3 separate regions of the Homo sapiens genome follow, and regions 1 and 2 are each linked to region 3. Evidence: chromatin loops called from intact Hi-C (ENCODE). Cell type or tissue: heart right ventricle. All regions are shown on one strand.

Region 1 (8,000 bases), 150 kb before region 3:
AAAACCCGACTTAGTGATGTAACTAGCTTGCCTAACATAAAGGTTGTACTCATGCAATCAGAGCTAACAGACAGGAAAACCAAGGCATAGCCATATTGAGCTACTGGTCTCCAAAGTTTCAGGCCAGGGTCCTGCACATTTTATGGTGAACATTTCATTGAAAATAATTCATTAAAAGAGCTTAATTGAAACATCCAACAGTACTGCCACCTGTACACTTTGGAACCTTCCTTACATTTTTAACTATTGCAACGTATTCTGGACACATCTTTATTCAAAGTCTGATTAAAATATTTATTTGGAGTCCAGCCTATTTGTCTTAACTGACAGATAAAAGTTCTTCTCCGGGTACAGTGTTTTTCCTTATTTAGCAGCAATATTCTCCCTTCTAATGATGATACTCACCCCTGGCAGATCCCAAATATGATCTAAATGAAAATCTTCACAGTCTTTGTTCTCTTGCTTATTTCTTTGTCCAGGTGCAGAGAACTTCCCCCACCACCCTGCTCAATGAGCCATCATAAAACAGCTACTTTTCCTCACCAAAACAGCATAAATCCCTGCAACTTGACTCAGTTCACTGAGAATCCAATACACTGTTACTCTCCTTTTAAAAAGGAGATAACATATTGCCCCATTAAGTATTACTGTTGATGGACATACTTGAATCCTGAAGTTTAAAGAAGTATTCTTCAGTAGAGCCTGCTCAAGTCAATTAAACACAAACATATACAAAGCACTTAGTGTATTAACTATGTTACTCAGAACTGAGCTGTGCTTCCCTAACAGAATGAAACTTTTTAAAGCTTAACAAGGTTTACAGTGGTTTCTATGACTTAAGTCCAGAAAACAAAGGTTCAATTCACAATTTACCACCAATTAGCTGTGCCATCTTATCACAACATCTTCAGACCTCGTTTCCTCATGTCTAAAAGGGAGAGGTTGAAGCATATATTAGCTAAAGTATTTACTAACTCTAAAGTTCTCAGGCTCCATGATGGCAAGATCAGAGAGTTTCTAACTGACCTAACTGCATTTATCCTTTCCTTCCCAAGTATCCTTTATCACTAATTTTCTCAAACTACTACTCTATTAGTTTTCTACTGCTGTTACAAAAAATTATCACAAACTCAGTGGCTTAAGACAACATAAATTTATTATCATATATCATTTCTGGAAGTCAGAAGTCCAAAATGACTTTCACTTGTTTAAAAATCAAGGTGCCAGCAGGGCTGTGTTCCTTCTAGAGTCTCTATGTGGAGAAAGTGTTCTTTTGCTATTTCCAGCTTCTAGAGCTGCATTCCGTAGCTCATGGGCTCCTTCCTCCATGTTCTAAGCCAGCAGTGTAGCATCTTCAAATCTCTGACCACTGACTCTCCTGATACTCCCTCTCACTCATGAGAACTCCTGTAATTACAACGGGAAGCTCAGATATTTCAGAATAAGCTCCCATCTTAAGATCCTCAACTTAATCAAGTATGAAAAGTTCTTTTTGCCATGTAAGGTAAATATTCACAGGTTCTAGGGATTAAGAAGTGAATAAATTTGGGGAAGCCATCCTTCTGTATAACACAACTACTTATTTACAACTGTTCCCTAACCAAAAACCTTTAATACTCAAAACCAGACAAAGACATCACAAGAAAGCTATAGAACATATCTCTATGTATAGACACAAGAGTCCTCAAAATACTTTCAAAACAAATCCAACAACATATAAAAAAGATTGTGCAGCATTATCAAATGATACTTACCTCAGAAATGCCAGGTTGCCTTAACATTAAAAATTCAACCAAGGTAGCCTGGCAACACAGCAAGACCTTATCTCTAAAAATTAAAACAGGCCAGGCAGGATGGCTCATACTGTAATCCCAGCACTTTGGGAGGCCGAGGTGGAAGGATCACTTGAGCCCAACCTGGGCAGCATAGTCAGATCTCGTCTCTACAAAAAATAAATACAAATAGCTGGGCATGGGTGCACATGCCTGTGGTTCCAGCTACTCAGGAGGCTGAGGTGGGAAGAGCATTTGAGCCTGGGAGATCGCAGCTACAGTGAGTCATGGTCGCGCCACTGCACTCCAGCCTGGGTGACAGAGCAAGACCTTGTCTCAATAAATACATAAATAAATAGCCAGGCATGATGGCGCACACCTGTAGTCCTAGCTACTCAGGAGGCTGAGGTGGGATGATCCCTTGATCCCAGGAGTTCCACGATGCTGTGAGCTATGATCATGTCACTGCACTCCAGGCTGGGTGACAGAGCAAGACCTTGTCTCAATAAATACATAAATAAATAGCCAGGCATGGTGGCGCACATCTGTAGTCCTAGCTACTCAGGAGGTTGAGGTGGGATGATCCCTTGATCCCAGGAGTTCCACGATGCTGTGAGCTATGATCATGTCACTGCACTCCAGCCTGGGTGACAGAGCAAGGCCCCATCTCCATAAATAAATAAAAACTATTTAATTGAGTCAATGTAATATATCACATTAATGAAAGGAAAAAAACCTACATGGCCATCTCAACACAGAAAGATCACCTGACAAAATCCAACATGTTTTCATCATAAAAATAGTCAAACTAGGAATAGAAGGGAATGTCCTCATTTAACAAAAGATTCCTGTGAAAAACCCACACCTAACAACATCATACTTACTGGTGAAAGCTTGGATGCTTTCTCTTTAAGATCAGGAAAAGACAAGGATGTTTGCGCTCACCACTTCTATTCAATGTTGTACCAGACATGCTTCTCAGGGCAATTAGGCAAGAAAAAGAAATAAAACGCATCCAGATTGGAAAGGAAGAAAACGATCTCTGATCACTTGATCCTGTACAGAGAAAATCCTAAGGCATCCACTTAAAAACTGTGGCCAAACAAGTTAGATTATAGTTTGTAACTCATCTCTGACACAAGGCTATAGTTTCAGGGATCAGTACACAAAAATCAACAGTATTTCTATATATAAGCAATGAACAATCAAAAACTGAACAATTGGCCAGGTGCTGTGGCTCACGCCTGTAATCCCAGCACTTTGGGAGCTGGGTGGATCACGAGGTGAGGAGTTCGAGACCACCCTGGCAAACATGGTAAAACCCTGTCTCTACTAAAAATACAAAAAATTAGCCAGGAGTGGTGGCAGGCACCTATAGTCCCAGCTACTTGGGAGGCTGAGGCAGGAGACTGGCGTGAACCTGGGAGGCGGAGCTCGCAGTGAGCCAAGATCGCGCCACTGCACTCCAGCCTGGGCAACAGAGCCAGACTCCATCCAAAAAAAAAAAAAAAAAAGAACTGAACAATTAAGATAACAAAATTAACAATACCATCAAAATGAATAAAACCATAAGCAACAAATTTCAAGGAAGTACCAAGTTTATACAGTGAAAACTACCAAACACTGTTGAAAGAAATCAAAAACAACCTAAATGAAAGGAATCGACTTCAGAGTCCAGAAAAAATTCCTCACACTTCTGATCAATTTCAACAAGGATGCCCAAGACAATTCAATGGGAGAAAGAACAGTCTTTTCAACAAATGGTGCTGGAACAACTGGAGATCCACATGCAAAAGAAAAAAGTTGGACTCTTCCCTTACAAAATACACAAAAATGAACTCTCACATTACATACCTAAATGTAAGAGCTAACTAAACCTATACAATTCCTAGATGAAAACATAGGAATAAATCTCTGTGACTTTAGGTTATGCAAAGAATTCTTCTTAGATATGATGCCAAAAAAAAAAGCAACAACAAAACATTATCAAAACTGAAAATTTTTGTGCTTGAAAGGATAGCATCAAGAAAGTGAAATGACAACCCACTGAATGAGGGAAGTCCCTCACTTTAGGGAGATGAGTCCTAAAGAAAACAGTACTCTTGCCAATGACATAGTGCCACCTAGTGGCAACATAAGGTAAATCACAGTGGCAGTAGGAGGATCTCCACACTACTTTTACAGGAATGCACTGCAGGTAAAAAATAAGAAGCTACAGTACTGTTTGGCAGGACAATTTGTTTCATACATGCATACTATTACCCTGACTAAATTAACTCTCAAGTCTTACAGGTATTATTTGTTTTCATTTCCATGCACAGATTAGCCATTTAGTATTTACTAAATCAAACTCAATTTCTGAAGTGTCTTACACCAATATATTCATGGACATATGGTTAAAATTTTCCTTGAGGATCTATCATGTGAGAGTGTGGCTTATTATAACAAGTAAGCAGAACAGATAAACACAAAATAATAAGAAATCTCATGATTTACTCACATATAAGGGAGCTTGCTGTGGATTAAGTTTCATGACCCAGGACACTGAAACAGAAATGGAATAAATGAGAATAAAATTAAAAGTTGTCACCGAAAATATATAAGCCACCTAAAGTCCTAGGTGTCAAGCATAGCTCTGTGAGTACAATCCCGTGCCCGAGATTACCATATGCCCAGCTGTATGCTATACACTAAGAGATTTAGGAAGGAAGCGGGGTCAGGAATTGATCCCAGACTCAATCTTTTCAAGTGGGGAAGAAAGATCTTCCGATTGAAAAATAAAGACAAAAGGCTTCACTGTCACAGAAGTTTCAACAACCAACAGGATATTTAAAACAGTTATCAAAGCAAAACCATTGTATGTTCACTTACATTTTTACGTAGTCCCTCAAACTCACAAAATGCTGTTTACTCAGGGACTTCTTGCAGTCTTACTAGGGAGCCTGGAAAGTGAGGGGAGGATTGCAAGGGACCACTAGAACTCTCTTCCTCAATTCCCCTTCTCTGAGAAGGGAGGCTACAGCTTGCCTCTCTAACCACTAAAAGGCATGACCCTCCTCAAAGTTAATAGCTGGATTCCCTGATTGTTATGTTCACTAAATGAATTCTCATAAAAATCTCATTAAGATTTAGAGAAGGCTTCCAGGGTTGAATTCCTGAACATTAAGAATAGCATGTTCTTAAAAGTTTAACTTGGTGATTGGACCAGGACTTCATCTAGGCTATAAATGCTCAGAAGGGTAGGTCCTTTACCAAACACCCTGAGTTTGAGTATAAAGTGATCTCAATCTCTTAAGAGTCAGAGAAACAGAACCAAGTGACTTTACTATAATTTGATCTGAGGAAGTTTCTTACTCACAATAGGTAAATGAAGGCACATACTAACCAGCAAAATAACAGTATAAAGTGTCATTCATACATGCAAAAACACAGACAAAATAACAAACTTTGTATTCTAACAAATCACAAAAGCCTCACTGAAATTGAAATGACCAACTGTTGGGACTGAAAAGCAATGCCTTGGTAGCCTAGCCATGCCTAACTCAAATAACAGAACCATCTCGATATTACAATCCTCACAGATCAAGTTGTGTATGTCTCGGATCAAGACTTCACCAAAAGGCAGTTAACACACACTTAGAGGGAAAAAAATCTACATCAGCCTCCTAAATGCAATCATCTCCACACCAGTTGCAGGCCCCAAGCTTCAACGTGTTCTGCTGGACAACGCAGTAGAAAACTGACAAGCAAGTGGCTTTCCCACACTGACTGAACCACCTCCATGCCCATGCCCATTCATTCTCTGGTCCACCCCATGCGCTATAACAGACCTCCTGGCTCAGGGCACTCTTTCCTTCCTGACTATCTTCACTTAATGACTTTGTACTTTTAGGTGCAAAAATTATCTGCAGAAATCCACACTGAAAACCAAGCTTGAGAAAGGCAGCAATAACCAACCAACATTTTTAGAAGAACAAAGTCAATTTCAAGCCCATCAGATTCAAACAGCAAGCATGGATGAAAATGAAAGATTGAAAGGCTTGAGTGCCTTCTTAATGTATTAAATATCCATTTAATTTACAATTAAGCTCACTGTGCTCACTGGCCTTTTAATCAGCTTTCCAGGGCCTGCTCAGACTTGCCTAGGACATGGGAATGAAAGAACCTATAAATTTATGGACCAATCTACCTTAACTAACTTGTCAAGTGTTCCTGCATCAAGCAGAAGAAATATCAGTGAAATTTATACAGGAATTAACACCTTGTTAAGCCACAAAAATTAAAAGAGTGTCGTCCAATCTTGTAGCTTCCCTGGGCCACGCTGGAAGAAGAAGAATTGTGTTGCGCCACACATAAAATATACTAACACTAATAATAGCTGATAAGCTTTAAAAAAAATTGCAAAAAAAGAAAATTTCATAATTTTTTTGTTTGTTTGTTTTTGAGATGGAGTCTCGCTCTGTCGCCCAGGCTAGAGCGCAGTGGCACAATCTTGGCTCACTGCAACCTCTGCCTTCTGGGTTCAAGCAATTCTCCTGCCTCAGCCTCTCGAGTAGCTGAGATTACAGGCACCCGCCACAACACCCAGCTGATTTTTTGGTGTTTTTTTTTTTTTTTTTTTGAGACGGAGTCTCGCTCTGTCGCCCAGGCCGGACTGCGGACTGCAGTGGCGCAATCTCGGCTCACTGCAAGCTCCGCTTCCCGGGTTCACGCCATTATCCTGCCTCAGCCTCCCCAGTAGCTGGGACTACAGGCGCCCGCCACCGCAACCGGCTAATTTTTTGTATATTTAGTAGAGACGGGGTTTCACCTTGTTAGCCAGGATGGTCTCGATCTCCTGACCTCATGATCCACCCGCCTCGGCCTCCCAAAGTGCTGGGATTACAGGCGTAAGCCACCATGCCCAGCCAATGTTTTAAGACAGTTTACGAATTTGTGTTGGGCCACATTCAAAGCCTTCACAGGCTGCATGCAGCCTGCAGGCCACGGTTTGGACAAGCCTGGATTAGAGAAATCTACAGAGACAAACTAGTGACTTAGCAGCCCTCTGATGTTTCGTGATTTGCAAGAAACTTCGGATGACTATGTGTAAAGACCACAAACATCAATTTAACTGAATGGTTCCCGCCACACTGGAATGAGGAAGCTGAGCAAACTTAGAGGGCTCTAAGAAAGGGCTGATGTCATCTGAACTGTTCGGAATTATAAACTCCTCTAAACATGTTTCAAAACCAGAACTCGTAAGAGTTGTTCTGATACAAGGATTAAAAGAGGGATGACAAAGTGTCTGTCCCTCACACTGGTCAAAGGGACAGGTCATTGTTATGCTGGCAACACAGGCTGCTGAAAAGAATGTATCTGTCAAAAGTAATCAAAGTAATGACCCCAGAAGGCTCCAGAAACAGACTGGTAAATTCAGGTTGCTTTCAGACTTCCACAATGCTGGCACACAACGGGAAAGACAAAACTAACATTTACAGAGCATTATATTTGATATTACATTTAATCCCCACTAAAAAGATACTATTTCCCCTATTTCACTAGTGAAAAAAATTGATCTTTCAAAGGTTAAATCATTTAACACCAAGGTCAAAGGGTAAGTTGGAGAGACCAGATTCAAACCCAGTCTGACGTTAAAACGTGTGTTTTTCCCCCCACATCGTAAGAGGATCTCCTGCTAATGACCTCAAATCTAAAAACTGACTTGCCCTATACCTCGAGCCCCATCCTACAAACTCTCCCTGACATTGTTAATTCAGCTGTCATTGTGCACCTACAATGTGCCAGACACCATACTCCTCAAGACTCTGTAGGCACAGAAGGAACAGACAAAAATCCCTACCTTCATAGATATTATTCTAGGGGTAACACAGGTAAATAAAACATTAAAATAAATAGTTTTCACACAGTAACAAATTCTATAGAGAAAAATAAAACAGAAGAAGGAATAGCAAATGAGGGAGATGCCCTTTAAAACATGGTGCTGAGGGAAGGCCTCCCTGAGAAGATATCATTTACCCCAAAAATAAAAAAGCAAGTAATAGAAATAACAGCTAAAAGGTGTTCTAGACACTTAAACCTGCCACAACATTGAGAACTCAGGGTTCTGATGCAAAACCTCGCTGCATATAATGCATTAACTTATTTTATACATTTAAACAAACTCTACTTAAGAACTGAGTTCTAAAGGGAGGAGCATATTACAGGAAGGCAGTTTTTGGTCAGAGT
Region 2 (8,000 bases), 84 kb before region 3:
GCGGCCACGTTACTTGTATGACTAAGCTCAGTCCAAAATGCAGATCAAGTTCATCAGTATGATCGGTGAGTCTTTACCAGGAATAGAAATGGGGCAACATAATGGCAACTCACAGAGTATCAAAAGGAGAGCATTTTATAAAGTGGCCCTGAGGCTGCCATAATTAAATCTCTCAGAACCACGCATTCTTTTAATGCATACAAAGAAGTTTGCAAAGTACTTGCAAAGAAGTTTGAAAATTTTACAAATCCTATGATGATATGATACAAAGATTATACTTAAAGCAAACAGTGTCCACTGTGGAATGTTCAAAAATATACAAAGACTCTTCCCATCACCACCAAATTTTTCTGGAAATAATGGTTCTAATTAATGGTTCTGGAAATAATGGCTCTAATTAAACCCTTAAGGGTGGCATCCTTGAGCACAGAATCCATTTCTTATTTTAACATCTGAACATCTAAACAATGCCCAGCACACAGCAGGTACTATAAGCAGACTGCTGAATTTAATTATCTATACTTAAACCCATGTACAATATTTCAACTGTCTCCTTTTTGTGGTTAAAGTGGTCTTAGCCACTTGTGGTCTTTATTATTAATGATAACTATGCGATTGATTCCTTATCTCTAGACTAAATGCAATTATTTGCCTTTTAAATGCTACTTAAATATTTTATTTTAACCTACATCATCTCCTGTTCAGAGAAGTAAAAATTGTAAATATGGGAAAGACAACCAAATATTTGCATTATGACAAGGCTACTTTATCACTTTTTGTCATGACTGATTTTATTAAACTAGTGGCTATAATTATATGCTACAAGCTTAAATAATTCAACAACATGCAAAACCGAAGTCTTGGTTTCTTTACCGCTTATAGTACTGGCCACTGCACAGGTATCAGGGCTACACAATCCCATTATAGAGCCACCAGCCACATCTCAATTTGGGTTAGCCACATTTCAACTTGAAGAAATGTGGCCAGCCTGAACTGAGATGTGCTATACATCTAAAATACACACACTGACTTTGAAGATGGTACAAAAGGCCAGGCATGGTGGCTCACCCCTGTAATCCCAGCACTTTGGGAGGCCAAGATGGGAAGATCGTCTGAAGCCCAGGAGTTAGAGACCTGCCTGGGCAACAAAGTGAGACCCTGTCTATACAAAACAAAATATAAAATAATTAGACAGGCATGGTGGCGCACGCCTGTAGTCCCAGCTACTCGGGAGGCTGAGGCAGGAGGGTCCCTTGAGCCCAGGAGATTGAGACTGCAGTGACCTATGATCCTGCCACTGCACTCCAGCCTGGGCAACAGGGACAGACCCTATCTCAGAATAATAATAATAATAATAATAATGATAATAATAATAATAATAAATAATGAAGATGGTACAAAAAGAATGTAAAAATGTAAAATATCTCAATTTTATAATTACGTCAAAATGAACTTTTATATATTGAATTAAAATATTAAAATAAACTTCTCCTTTAATGTAGCAACTAGGAAATTTTAAATTACCTAGTGGCTGATATTATACTTCTACTGGACAGTACTGGACTGGAGCCAGACAAATCTAGGTTCAATTACCAGTACTAATAACTTCCTTGGTTTTGTGCTGCCTGATCAGCTGCTTAATACATAAGCTGCATTTCTCCATCTGTAAAACTAGAATAATGTCGCCTTCTTCACTGGCTCCTGGTGAGGATAAATGAGCACTTAGAACGTAATGGTTGGAATACAGCAGAAAATGGCAAAATGACAGTCATGTTTAATCGGCAAAAGAAAGATTTCAAACTTTGCTCTCAAATAAGTATCTCACAAAGTTTATCAATGGGCTAACAACAGATTGTTCTTTTAACAATTCATGACTTGTCATTACATTGCAACATTTCCATTCCTAATACCCATTAATCATACTGATTAACTTGACTCTACAACCTTGACCAATACTACATTCCAGTAATTTCTGGTTAATTTTTACATAAACGAATATTTTCTAACTTAAACGCCCATTGCTCATACGCTATTTCGATTCCACCAAAAAGGACCAGTGAGTATCAGAAAGATTCCTTTGGTCATACATACCAATTTTAAATTAAGACAAAGAAAAAGCAGTGAAGTCACCCATCCCTGAAAATGAGGTTTCTAAAATCTCAAAGTCTAAAAACTACTGGAAGCTCATCTGGCACATATTAAAGAAAGCTGGCTCCTGCCTAGGATAAACTATTAATATTTCTAATATCAATCCAAAACTTAATATCAAACAATCAGAAAACAATAAAAGGCAAAGAAAAAAGTTACCTTTTGTTCCTATGCTAGCAAGCTTTTAAGGGAAACAATGCAAAAAATCAGCTGTTCAAGTTAAGCATTAATTTTCTTTTGGAAAGGAATGAAACAAAGACAAACTAGTGAATAAAAATCCCGTATTTCATTTTGAAGCATAACACATTTATATTACTCTAATATATCAAACTCCACCAAATAACAAATGTCAATCCTATAATCATTTGTGGACAGCCGAGCTTACACATTACAGAACAATTTTAAGAACCCCAAATGTGTAAGAACCTCCAAAATTTGCTACCTTTAATGGGCAGGGAAAAGGAGAAATGAACCATGATAGGGAAACTATGGCCTTGCTGAAGAGTGGAATGGAGTGAACATACTGGTTTTCAGATGGGTCAGTTTTCAGCAGAATTCTGACCTTAACACTATCTCTGACATTCAAACACACACCAAAATTCCATAATCATAATAGATGTGATTCAATACTTAACACACCCTGCAAGTTAAAGCAAATTATGCAGCTTCTCTCAAATTTCCTTTTGCCCACTAAAAACTAGTTAGCCATGGAAGAAATTAAGTACCTGAGACATACTCATTGACCACTGGAGTCCCAAAAATTATCGTAGCTACCAGTCATGTCCACGGGAATTAGTGCGTAGAGGTATAAAATATGACTTTACATTAATGAAACTGATCATTTCTAAAGTGGCTTACCAGCAGGGAGGAAAAAAACCAGACTTAACAAAAGCACCAGTCCACCACAGTACCTGGCTACCCACAACTGAGTCTTGAACAAAATGTTACTCAAGCTGTTCACATAGTAGCCCCACTCCCAAGAAAGTACTGAAACAGGACATCTTTTATTTTTTAACTCCTTCCCCAAGAACCTGGCACAGTGCTAAACATAAACTGCACAATGAATAGAGGTATTTAACTAAATATTATGTGTCCATTTATGCAAATACATAGTACAATAAACTCTACAATTATAAAAGAGTAACCTATTCTTTAATGCTCTCAAAATTTTAGAATGTCCTTCCCTCCTTGACTCCTCAAAGCAAATATAGTTGCTCCATCCTTCTGTGCTCCCATCTCACTTCATTCGAATCTTCCCATTGACATTTACCATACTGACTCATTATTCTTCTATTTACAAATCTGCCTTGATCCATGAAAACTGAGCTCTAGGGGTTATGCGTACTGAACCACCAGGCTTTAAGTGCACCAGCTCTCTCATAAACCTCCCATTATTTTTTAAAAGATAATCATCAATATACACATCTCATTTTTTTTATTAGCACAAACACATTTATTTATTAACCAAAGGGATGATCCTAATTAATCCAACACACTTTGAAATAGCTGTATGTAAAATGTTTGGGATAAAGATAATTGAACACAGTAATGAAAAAAAAAAAAAAAGAAACGGTATGGAGATTTGCTCATTGAACTGAGCTTGGTCATTCTCTTAGTTAACTCCTGTCCAAAGTGATGATGGAATTTTTATTCTACTTTTTCATAGATCCGAGTACAGGTGACACTGTTCATGACACAGTCCACCACTAATTTCCCATCTTTCAATTTTCTTCTTATTGTGTTTTCCTTCCCATCCCACTCCTGATGTTGAACCAATGCACCATCTGTAAAGTTGCACACAGTCTGAGTTTTTCTGCCATCAGCTGTGGTTTCTTCAAACTTCTCTCCCAGGGTACAAGAAAACTGTGTTGTTTTCAAAGTGCTCTCGGTTTTTATGGTGAGGTTTTTGCCATCACAAGTGATGATACAATCTGGCTTGGCTATTGTGTCCATTTTTCGCAAAGCTATTCCCACTCCTAGCTCCTTCACATATTCATCAAAGCCTCTGCTGTCCACCAGGCGCCATCTTCCTTCCAGCTGCTGAACTGTGGCCATGAGGGGTGCGGGCGAGCTGGCGTGCAGAGCGGGGTCTGCGTCGGCGTGGCAGCGTGCTGTCACATCTCATTTTTTTTTAAAGGTATTTCCCTCTGAAACTCCTGGGATGCTGTTACTAATTATAGAAAAATTATGAATTTTCAGAGTAACTTCACTACCACCCCAAACCTGAGAGCAAAATTTAAGAAACAAACCACTCCAACATAGAAAACCCAACCAAAACAGTTGACAGGTCACACTTTCTCACATTCTGAAGTTACACTTAGGTGATTTTCTCCCATCCTAAAGCACCAATTGCATATAACAATCCCAGAATCCATTTTAGAAAACAGAATACTAACCCTCCTCCCAGACCATTTTAGTCACATCCAGTCATATACTTCTTTAATACAAGGCAAAGCCTAAGACAAGAGAAGGCATTAGGCAAATGTCAATGGTCTCTCCTTAAAGCTAGGACATCTCAATTTGTCATTTGCTCAAAGAGACTTTGAAAAAGAAACAAGAACAAATTAACTATTCATCTTAGAAATGCATCCACACCAGGAGAAGGCACTCTAACATAAGAATTAACAAAACATGTAGTCTACCAACTTCCTTATCTTATTTTGGAGCTCCCTCACCCTTTTCAAATTATACACATAAAGGAACACTCTGTACCTATACCATATGTATTAATACCAAGAGGATTTTTTCCCATCTTCATTCTCTATATCATCATCTAAATCTCACTACCCCTCATTTTTGTGTATGTATAGAAACCTTGTTAATTATCACCAGAATACAAAGCTATTGACTAGTTCAGAAGTGAAAAAAGAAAGCACGGTGGTCTTATTCCTCTTGGATTTTTTTTTACTGTGCTACTATTCATAAGTTCTCATTTTGTTTGTCCCTCATTTTCAAAAACCCTTCACACAATCAGCAATTCAATTCTACCACAAAACATGTATTAGAAATGAATAGGCAATCTTTACAACAGTTTAAATTTGCCCCGTCAAAGCCTGTTTACAGAATACAAATCTGAAAGACAAGTACCAATTATACACAGGCCACAATAGTGCTGAAAAAAAGGAAGACTGGTTTCAAGAGACAGTATGAACATCGGAGAAAAATCTGGGAATAACACATAAGTTAAACATGACGAAAAACCTTAAAAAGAGTTACACCTTTTTTCCTCTGCTTTTCAGGCTATAACAGGTACTCTCATTTCCATTTCCACTGAGGTGGTAAAAAAGGTTGGAGAAAACAATGAAAGTTGAATGAGTATAAAAAAGTATAATTAAAATATACATATATTCTTTAATAGAGGAGTATAATGGATAATGTAAATAAAGCTGTTCATATAAATTTCAAAATACATGTACCAAGACAATTTTAAAGTAGCTGTCTATGTAATATAAAGTTGAGTTAGTAGGGCACGTGGGATACTGTGAATATAAATGCTTCTGAGGCGCTCTCAATCAACAAACCCACCAAGCAGAAACAACTATTGTGCTAAGAATCCTAACAAGGGCCTGAGAACACACTGCGATCTCACCGTCCGGAGCTGAAACCGTGATGACACATGTTCCTGTGCAGGGTGCCTGGGTTGAGTCACTTCCCCTCTCTGAATCTCTACTTTCATGTTTGCTTTTTCAGTCACCTGATGCTTGCAGCACAATAACCCAAAAGCCAGGGGTCAGGGCAATGGTGCTATTCTCTTCACCTTCACCTGACTTCAACTCCATCCCCACTTCCTTGTCTCCCAATGGGAAAACTCCTGAAAATAACATTTTCAGACAATCTAAAGTTTCTATACCCCTGAATGAAATGAAAGAACTAGCATAAGCAACGACAACTGAACTACAGCCATCCTGAAAAATCTCTCCAACCTTGAGCTAGATTCACATACTAACTACTAGTAACCATAAGAAACTAAGCCCACAGTCTTCCAGTTACGGTCTGTTCTGAAGTTCTGAAAGAACCACCTTCTAAAGATCCAGCTCCACAAAACAGTACAAGACTACGTGACCTGGGATAAAAAGAAAACATGCGCAGGATCTTCAGCCACTGCTCAACCTTGCATCAACAATCTTCAGACAACAGCATTCTGCACTTTTCCCTAAGGATCAATTAGCAGTGCGGACACAGTGCCGACTTACAAACTTTTCTGTGAGGCAGCAGAACATCCTGATGAAAAGCGCAGGCTTTCAATTTCAACTTAAACTAAGTCTAAAACTTAGCTCTACTACTTACCTCTTAAATAAGCTTGGGCCAATTACTTGACCCGCCAGTGCCTTAGCCCCCTGATTTGTAAAACTAAGGTAATATATACGTTGCAGGATAAGATAAAGGTTAGAGGAGATAATATAGGTACGGTGTTCAGTGCAGTGTCAGGCACATATTAAGTGCCCAATAAATATAACTCAGCATTATGAAAGCAGATACTAATTATTTTCCTCTGTGTTGTTTCTATAAAGATTTTCAAATAAGAAACTAAAGTATTTCATGAGGATCAGCTTATTTCAATCCATTGTAAGCTATAATCAGTGGTTTGAAAGTTCTTGGTTGCCTGAGCTCCCTCCTTTTTACTCTTAAAAACTGAGAATCCCAAAGAGCTTTTGTTATGTGGGTTATATTTATTGGTACTTTATTGTATTAGAAATTAAAACTGAAAAATTTATAAAATATTACTTCATTTTAAAATTCCATGAACTCATTACAAATAAACATACTTTTATGAAAAATAACTATGTTTTCCAAAACAAAACAAAAATAAGAACGTGGCACTGTTTTACATTTTGGCAAATCTCTTTAATGTCTGGCTTAATAGAAGACAGCTGGATTCTCCTATCTGCTTCTGCATTCAAACGGTTACACTGTTTGGGGAAGTACATTTTTAAAATTTTGCCTCAAATAGATACCCAATTTGAAAAAGGAGTAGTATTTTAATAGTCTTTTGGGATAGTTGTTAATATTCTTTTTCCATGTTACACCAAAACTTGACAAGTGGTAGCTTCTTAAAGAGTTAGTCACAATGTGAAATCTGAAACTGTATCAATGACCGTTTTGTACTCTGTTACATTAAAAGTGACTGGTCTTTCACTTTGAATGAATCGTTTACCCAAGCATGATTTTTGCTGTAACATCATACATTGATCATTTGTGAAAATACTGGTTCCTTGAGTTATGCAGATCTTCCAAATGTAGATACATTTCATTATACAATATCAAAAATCACATTTGTTAATATCATTACTTTACTCATAAAGCTTTTAAATACTGAAAAGCTGTCAAGCTCATGGTGGCGAATACATATTTTCCAAACTTCTGATTTTCACTTGCAAACTCAAATTTTATCACTGGCAACAAAGACTCCACTACTTCCTTGAAGTAAAGGCTTGCTTTATTTTCAAGAAGGTATCTGCCAAATAACCAATTTCTGGATAACCACAGCTTATCAAAGTCCTCCCTTCAAATAAAAATGGAGTTTCATTTAAAAAAGCAGTTAGTTGGCCGGGCGCGGTGGCTCACGCCTGTAATCCCAGCACTTCAGGAGGCCGAGGCAGGCGGATCACGAGGTCAAGAGATCGAGACCACCCTGGGTAACACGGTGAAACCCTGTCTCTACGAAAGATACAAAAAATTAGCCGGGCGTGGTGGTGGGCGCCTGTAGTCCCAGCTACTCAGGAGGCTGAGGCAGGAGAATGGCGTGAACCCGGGAAGCGGAGCTTGCAGTGAGCCGAGATCGTGCCACTACACTCCAGCCTGGGGGACGGAGCAAGACTCCATCTCAAAAAAAAAAGCAGTTAGTTCACCTT
Region 3 (8,000 bases):
GGGCTTTGCAGTCTTTCCATGGTATCCCCATTCCTAGGGAAAACGGACCATCCTACAGGATTCCAGGAGGCTATTGACTTGTCTTTTGATAGTCAACAGCTGGAAGGAAATACAGAGGGATTGTATGAGTTCTGAGTGCTGGCGGCAGTTGTAAAAATGCAAGCTCAGGCCTTCCTTGTAATTAGCAGAAAACAGTCAAAGGTCAGAGATAAGAAACAGAAGGGCTGAGTCCGTTGTGGGAAGCTCGTCTGGAACCCTCTCTGCTAAAGCATTCCCGAGGTTGGTGGAGAGGATCAGGGTGAGCTTCTTACTGACGACCTGTCTAAAAGATCAGAGGAACGGCTGATATTTAAGGAATTTTTATCTCCATTTTCCCCCTTGAAATTTGCTTCATGTGGGCTACTAGTTTGCTATTTCATTTTTCCGGTGTTTAGAAAAATAAGTTACATTTTGGCGACTATTTCCTTGCTCTGGCCCTTGCTCTTGGCCATGCTGTTTACCTTTCCTGCCTGAGCACCTCCTGCTGGCTCCTCAGGGCTTACTCAAGAATCTTTTTTTTTTTCCAGTGGCACAATCTCGGCTCACTGCAACCTCTGCCTCCCAGGTTCAAGCAATTCTCCCGCCTCAGCCTCCTGAGTAGCTGGGATTACAGGCATGCGCCACCACACCCCACTTTTTTTTTTTTTGAGATGAAGTCTCAGTCTGTCGCCCAGGCTGGAGTGCAGTGGCTCAATCTTGACTCACTGCAAGCTCCACCTCCCTGGTTCATGCCATTCTCCTTCCTCAGCCTCCCGAGTAGCTGGCACTACAGGTGCCCGCCACCATGCCTGGCTAATTTTTTGTATTTTTAGTAGAGGCAGGGTTTCACCGTGTTAGCCAGGATGGTCTCGATCTCCTGACCTCGTGATCTGCCCAGCTCGGCCTCCCAAAATGCTGGGATTACAGGTGTGAGCCACCACGCCCGGCCCCGCACCTGGCTTATTTTTGTATTTTTAGTAGAGAGGGGGTTTCACCATGTTGATCAGGCTGATCTCGAACCCCTGACCTTGTGACCCACCTGCCTTGGCCTCCCAAAGTGCTAGAGATTACAGGCATGAGCCACCGTGCCCGGCCTCAAGCATCTTAAGCCTCCCTGAACTGCTTGCTTCTCCTCCTCTCTCTCCCCAGTCTAGGCTAAGTACCCCCTCTCAAGGAGATCCCGGGCATGCTTCTCTACCTATATCATAGCCCATATTACTTTGAAGTGATGTCTCTTTCTGCCTTGAAAATATTTGGTAAGTGTCTGAATCTGCTTTTGGAGAGGAGCACCTGGGCCTTATATCCTTCATCAACAGAGCAACTGGTATGCAGTAAGTGCTCAAGAAAGAGCAGTCCAGTGGAAATGTCTCCAAAACAGAGTGAACCCATCTCTCAGTCCACCATGCAGGCGATAGTCAGAATCACATGACTAAAAACAACCTACGTCCAGTTTTATTTATTTATTTATTTATTTATTTATTTATTTATTTTAGAGTTCTCTAATTGCCAAATCTTATTTTGAGGGATAAAAAGCCAAAAAGGTGAGTCTGAAAATCTAGGTATAAATATAGATAAGCCAGGTGCGGTGGCTGACACTTGTAATCCCAGCACTTTGGGACGCCAAGGCGGGCAGATCACAAGGTCAGGAGTTCGAGACCAGCCTGGCCAATATGGTGAAACCCCGTCTCTACTAAAAAAACTACAAAAATTAACTGGGCGTGGGGGGTGCCTGTACTCCCAGCTACTAGGGAGGCTGAGGCAGGAGAATTGCTAGAACCCGGGAGGTGGAGTTTGCAGTGAGAAGAGATTGTGCCACTGCACTCCAGCCTGGGCAATAGAGCAAGATTCTGACTCAAAAAATATAGATAGATAGATAGATAGATAGATAGATAGATAGATAGATAGATAGATAATGACAAAATGACCACAGATGACAAGGATGAAAGTTTGGGTGATGGATTTTCTCTTTCCCAGAGATAGACTTTCTTGGACCTGCCTAATGTTGTCACTATTCATTTAATGTCCCTTTAGGTCAACAGCCAGAAACGGAGACAAATGCTGGCTTCCGTAGCAGCAGGCTGCCTCTAGCAGGTCTTTTTCCAGTTCTAAGCTGGGATCCAAGCCTGTTGTGGGCTACAGTATGCAGGATTTGCACTTCCCTGGCACATGGATGAGACACTGTGATCCCATTGGTAGCTGAAATTCCATGTTTATGCAGAAGAACATCTGTAGATTTTGTCTCTGGTACAGCCCAGTTACAGTCAGACTCGGTATTTAAAGAATGAAGCAAAGCAACCACAGAAAGAGATAAAATGGCAAGAACTCTCCGTCTGGAGTCTTTGTAGTTGTTTCAAATATGAACAGACAGGAAAAGAAAATAGGAAGATAGAGGGTGGGAGTGGGAAGAGAGATATGAGCATTTATCTACCAAAGCTGGCATATGATCAGTCCTGTGTCAGCTTTGGGGTAGAGAGAACCTAGACGATTTAGATCCAGATAGATGTGGGCTCCTGGCTCTGGCATGTGCATGATGATGCTGGTACAAGGTTATTCACTGCAACATTGTTTATAGTAGCAAAAGACGGGAAACAACCCTATGTCCACCAACAGAAGACTGCTCCATTAAATTACGGTATGTCCATGCAATGGAATATTGTGCAGCTGCAAAATGAAAAGAATGAGGAAGCTCTTTATGTGCTGGTAATGAAAAGATCTCAAGATATTTTGTTGATCTCAAGCTCTTTATGTGCTGAAAGAAAAAAAAGCAAGGCATGGAACGGTATGCACGGTATGCCATGTTTTGTGTAAAAATGGAGAAAAATAAGACTTTGTACTCTATTAACTGGAATATGCATAAAGAAATGCTAAAAGTGGCCGGGCGCGGTGGCTCATGCCTGTAATCCCAGCACTTTGGGAGGCCGAGGCGGGCGGATCACGACGTCGGGAGATCGAGACCATCCTGGCTAACACGGTGAAACCCCGTCTCTACTAAAAGTACAAAAAATTAGCCAGGCGTGGTGGCACGTGCCTGTAGTCCCAGCTACTTGGGAGGCTGAGGCAGAAGAATGGCGTGAACCCAGGAGGTGGAGCTTGCAGTGAGCTGAGATAGTGCCACTACTCTCCAGCCTGGGCGACAGAGAGAGACTCTGTCTCAAACAAACAAACAAAAAAGAAATCCTAAAAGTATACAAGGAACAAATGGTGGTTACCTGTGTTTGTGGCAAGGAGACAGATGGGGGAAACTGACAATCCGGGGGTCAGCAGACAGGAGACTTTGTATTGTATACCTTTCTACAGTTTTGATTTTTTTTTTTTTTTGAGCCAGAGTCATGCTCTGTCACCCAGGCTGGAATGCAGTGGCATGATCTTGGTTCACTGCAACCTCTACCTCCTGGGCTCAAAAGATTCTCCTACCTCAGCCTCCCCAGTAGCTGGGATTATAGGCACATGCCACCACGCCGGGCTGATTTTTGTATTTTTAATGGAGATGGGGTTTCACCATGTCGGTCACGCTGGTCTCAAACTCCTGACCTCAGGTGATCTGCCCACCTTGGCCTGCCAAAGTGCTGGGATTACAGGCATGAGCCCCCGCGCCTGGCCCCCTTTCTACGGTTTTGATTTTTGAATCATATGACTATATTACCTGATTACAAGCCAAATCAAACAAACAAGCATCATAGCTCTGTCATTGTTACCAGCTGACCCTGGCAAGTTACTTAACCTCTTCCAGTCCTACTTTCCACATTAGAGAAATGGGGATATTTATATTTGCCCCACCGGGCTGTGAGGTCACTGAACATCACTAACAATGGAACGTAGAAAGCACTAAACACAGAGCGGGGCGGGGTAGGGGGAATGGGTGCTCCCAAAGGGTGGGTCATACCCCTTCCCTATAGCAATGCCAGCATCTCTCAGGTGTTGTGTGTGATTGTCATGTGTTGGCTCACATTTCTCAAGAAGCACTTCAGGAGCCACTTTCTGCTGCTTGCCTTGTTGTGAATCTGTCCGAGTCCTCACCCCAGTTAAAAATGTCCAGTGACCTTAAGAGTTCAAGCACCTCTGAACACTCCTCTGGTAGGTGGGGCAAGCCTCTAGAAACTTCTGCTTCACTTTTCTGCTTGATTGATTTCTCCCCACTCAGCTCCCCCTGCAGAGTCAACTCCCACTCACCCTCCCGGGGAGCAGTCCCCGCCTCAGGTACCTCACTGTGACAGAAGCCGGCTCACTGAACACTGAACATTTGGACAGTATTTGGGTCCATTCTGTCTCCATCTCGCTCGATTGCCCTCTCTCTGAATCGGTTCTCTGGGCTTCAGAATCCTAGTGAAGTCAGAGGACAGTTGCCTCTCATCAGAGAACCAAAACCTTCTGCCCCCAGGCAGTGTCCCTTAGGAGGCCACTTGGCACATCCAGCTCTCCCTTGGTAACTTAGAGGCCCCGGGGTGCTCTAACTTCCAGGCTGGCATGTGATCTCCTGCAGGCCTGTGTAGAGAGCCCTCAGCGGGGCGGGAGGATGTGAGGAAAGAACAGAGTGTTCCAGGCAGAACAAAGCCAGCTGCAAATTTGCTCAGGCCCTTTCGTTTCTTCCTTGAAGGGACCAAGTGCAGCCTCTAGCGGCTGCTTCCGGACATGGTCATGGGAGTCAGACCTGTGGGACTTGTGGGACTTGTTCACCTTAAACTGGGCCACAGCTCCGGAGCCTGAGGAGGCAGCAGGACTTGCTGACATGGTTCTTTGAAAACCTTCACCAGGCAGAGTTGTGGTCTGTTCCGCAGGCCAGTGCATGAGTCAGACTGAACCTGTACCCCACGCAGCTCAGGTCCAGGGTTCAGGACCAGGCTGATTTCTGCAGTGAGCTCAGCTTCCTAACCCACAAGGGCGTGCAGAACTCCCCCTTGCTCCTTCCTGTAGCTGCGCCCTCGGCCCTACCCTCCTCCCCAGCAGATCTGTTCCCCACCTCGATTGTCATGGGCTGTCTGCAGCGATGGCAGGGGTTTGCAGCTGTTAGTGGCTGCTTTCCTTGAAGTTCTTCTTTGCACAGATCCTGAGACTTGATATTTGTTGAATGAACAACATCAATCCAATTTGAGTAGGTTGAAAGCAGACCTGAAGTTGAACCGGACCCATTCGCCTTAACTTATTTTCTAGGTTATTTAAAAACGTATATCAACTCCTCTTACAAATTTTGGTATTGTGGAATGCTATGTTGGAAATACTAATCAAATAGATCTCTCTTCTTTCATGGAACACCAGTATAAATTCTCTGTTCCCTAATGAAAACAAACAAACCCCCCAAACAAAAGCACCAAACACTTGAGCTCTCATAGGGTACATGAAACTATTTCAGGGGTTAGGCACGGCATTTCCTCTAACTCAAGGTGAATCCCTTTAGGGCACTCAAAGGGCTGCAGCACAGCATTTACTTTTTTCCACATATTCCTTCAAATTTCTGTTTTCTGTATTACCAGCTACCATCCACAGAGAGTCATAAATCCCCTGGAGGAGTCGTATGTGATCCCACGTGATTAACTTTGCATCTGTTTTGCAGCTGTTCACTCTGCAGTTTTATTTTGCCTTTTGGAAACCTCAGAGCAGTGCTTCTCAAATGTTAACGTGCATACGATGAATCACGTGGGCATCTTGTTAAAATGCAGAGTTTTGAGTCGAGGGTCTGGGGAGGGCTGAGATTGTGCACTTCTAAGGAGATGCCAGGTGGTGCTAATTCTGCTGCACTGGACACCACACTTAGAGTGGCGAGGTCACTAAATAATAGGAGCAAAAGGATCGTGAGAACACCGACATCAGTGAGAAGGAGGCTGGCTGCAGAGACCATGGTAGGAGGAGTTTTCCTTGGTGATTCTGCTCTTCTCTCCGCGCCCTTTCACTTTCCCTTTCCTTGTAAATATCCTTTACTGTGGTCTTTCTTTGATTAAAGAGAAACTGTGTGAGCAGAGCCAAAGGCCACGTTCATCTATGGGTAGCATCTATGCTTCTTCAGGTCGTCTGGGCTGGAAGAAAACAAAAAAGTTCTGCAGCCAGAGATAACTGAAACCAGTGAGACTTCTGCAGCTCGTGTGTGCGCACCCAGAAACAGACCCAAAGCCAGCAGTTTCAGTTCCCTCAACTTAATTTTACTAATGTGATAGAGAGGCAGCAAACATCTGCAAGGAACCAGAAATCCTTCCTTTACGTGTGCTGTAATCTAAAACAGTTTCTCAACCGTGGTGCCGCTGACATCTTGGGCTGCCTAACAGTTTGCTGACCAGGAGGCCGAGTGTCCTGTGCACTGCAGGCTGTTTGGCAGCATCCCTGGACTCTACCCACAAGATGCCAGCAGCACTCCCAAGCTATGACAACCCAAAATACCTCCAGACATTGCCAGATGTCAACTTGAGGGGCAAAATTGCCCCCTGGTTGAGAATTACTGGTGTAGGATAGATAAGGTAGAATCTGTCAGTTCTACAGAATGTCTACCTTCCCCATAGGGAAAGAAAGTTTTTTCTTCATACTTGTGGTAATTTCCAAACGTTTCTGTAATAAACATGTTTTACTTTTATAGTTAGAAACAACTATTTGGAAAAAGAAAATAAAATGTTTTAAGAAGAGTTTCATCATTCTCATGCTAGAAAAAAATATATATATATATACGTATTTTGAGACAGAGTCTCCCTCTACCAGGCTGGAGTCCAGTGGCGCGATCTCGGCTCACTGCAAACTCTGCCTCCTGGGTTCAAGCAATTCTCCTCCCTCAGCCTCCTGAGTAGCTGGGATTATAGACACCTGCCACCGTGCCCACCTAATTTTTGTATTTTTAGTAGAGACGGGGTTTCACCATGTTGTCCAGGCTGGTCTGGAACTCCTGACCTCAGGTGATCCATCCGCCTCAGCCTCCCAAAGGGTTAGGATTACGGGCATGAGCCACCACACCTGGCCCTTAGTGAACTGTTTCTCAGTGAGACACCACCAAGTGAAATTTCCAGATAAGTGAAGCTAAGTCATGTGGGTTTATATTCTGTGCTTCTTCTAATTCTTTCCGGCTTCTAGAGAAAAAGATCTGAGATTGTTCATATGCAGCAGGAAAGAACATCGTCTACCATGGGTTTGGGTGTAGGGTGGAGGTGCCATTATGCTTGCTGTGGATTTGTCTTTTTAAAAACTGAATTGCTATCTTTCCTTGCACCCCAACATTTGGTTTGCTCTTAATAAGGCGGTAACTGTGGTCTAATGGAAAGCACGTTGGCCTCGGGGTCTGAAGATCTGAGCTGGAATCTCAGCTATGCCACTTACTATGACCTTGAATGAGTGGGTCATTGACTCTCCCCTCCTGAGCTTGGACTATGAGCTATTCATTCCCAGCTCATAAGGTGTGTGTGAGGATTAGAGGAGATGACAGATGAAAACATCTACTTAGTATCCAGCTTATGGGGAGTGCTCAATCATTTATGTGCATTTATACAACCCTTATTTATTTATCCATCCAATAAGTAGGTGACATAAATCTGGGGGCAGGGAATATGATACTGTACTGAATACTTAGAAAATTTCCAAAGATGAAAATAGGGCCCTAAAGGGGTTTGTTCAGGAGAAAGGAAGCATCCTTTCCTTTAGGTCAAACATCCTCTCAAAGCGAAGGTATATTTAGAAGCCTTCAAACTGGCTTCCTGCACTAAGGGAAGAAATATTTGCATTTGTAGAGATGACTTATTAGGGAAGCTCTAATAAGTTCTCACAGTGTGGCTCCTTGATCAGCATCAGCATCACATGAGAACTTGTCAGGAATGAAATGACAAAGGCCAGCTCCTAAAACTCAATCGATTTGTAGGTAAAATACTCAGGCCCTCGCTCATAGGCTTGGTTCTTATCAGATGCTTTTAATCCATAGCAGAGAAAAAACAGCAAATAGGAAGTGAAGTGGAGCTATTAGAAGGTGGACCAATAAAGGCAGAGATAAGATGGCAATCGATGGAGAAAATTCAAATACT

The links. Hi-C counts contacts between places; a loop is a spot of excess contacts. Peaks named below come from ENCODE experiments on the same cell type or tissue, not always from the same donor. Only the 100,000 strongest peaks of a DNase experiment are listed, where the experiment ranks them.
Region 1: it touches region 3 in a loop (2.8-fold over the local background); 21 of 110 quality-filtered maps call a loop at or near these places.
Region 2: it touches region 3 in a loop (7-fold over the local background); 43 of 110 quality-filtered maps call a loop at or near these places.

The regions. Positions count from the first base shown.
Region 1 is chr15:85,482,026-85,490,025 of GRCh38, reverse strand. It overlaps AKAP13 (A-kinase anchoring protein 13), which reads right to left. Exons shown (of 37, transcript NM_007200.5): 2 at 4,273-4,316. The coding sequence starts at 4,305. Among named protein-coding and RNA genes, the nearest start is that of AKAP13, 110 kb to the right of the region's middle. In heart right ventricle, a CTCF peak has its summit at 3,885 (motif pointing left); a DNase peak (open chromatin) is centred at 3,903; H3K27ac peaks cover 1,379 bases.
Region 2 is chr15:85,411,430-85,419,429 of GRCh38, reverse strand. The region is part of intron 1 of AKAP13 (A-kinase anchoring protein 13); the gene reads right to left. It also overlaps the pseudogene FABP5P9. Among named protein-coding and RNA genes, the nearest start is that of AKAP13, 35 kb to the right of the region's middle. RefSeq lists enhancers at 3,779-4,278, 5,618-5,912, 5,787-6,286, 5,134-6,333, 6,287-6,788. In heart right ventricle, CTCF peaks have their summits at 4,760 (motif pointing right) and 5,884; a DNase peak (open chromatin) is centred at 5,759; H3K4me3 peaks cover 2,026 bases; H3K27ac peaks cover 4,865 bases.
Region 3 is chr15:85,327,930-85,335,929 of GRCh38, reverse strand. No RefSeq gene overlaps it. Among named protein-coding and RNA genes, the nearest start is that of MIR7706, 49 kb to the left of the region's middle. RefSeq lists enhancers at 4,231-4,540, 4,631-4,710, 5,393-5,562, 5,764-6,093, 6,154-6,343. In heart right ventricle, a CTCF peak has its summit at 4,637; DNase peaks (open chromatin) are centred at 4,639, 5,794 and 6,235; H3K4me3 peaks cover 1,160 bases; H3K27ac peaks cover 7,112 bases.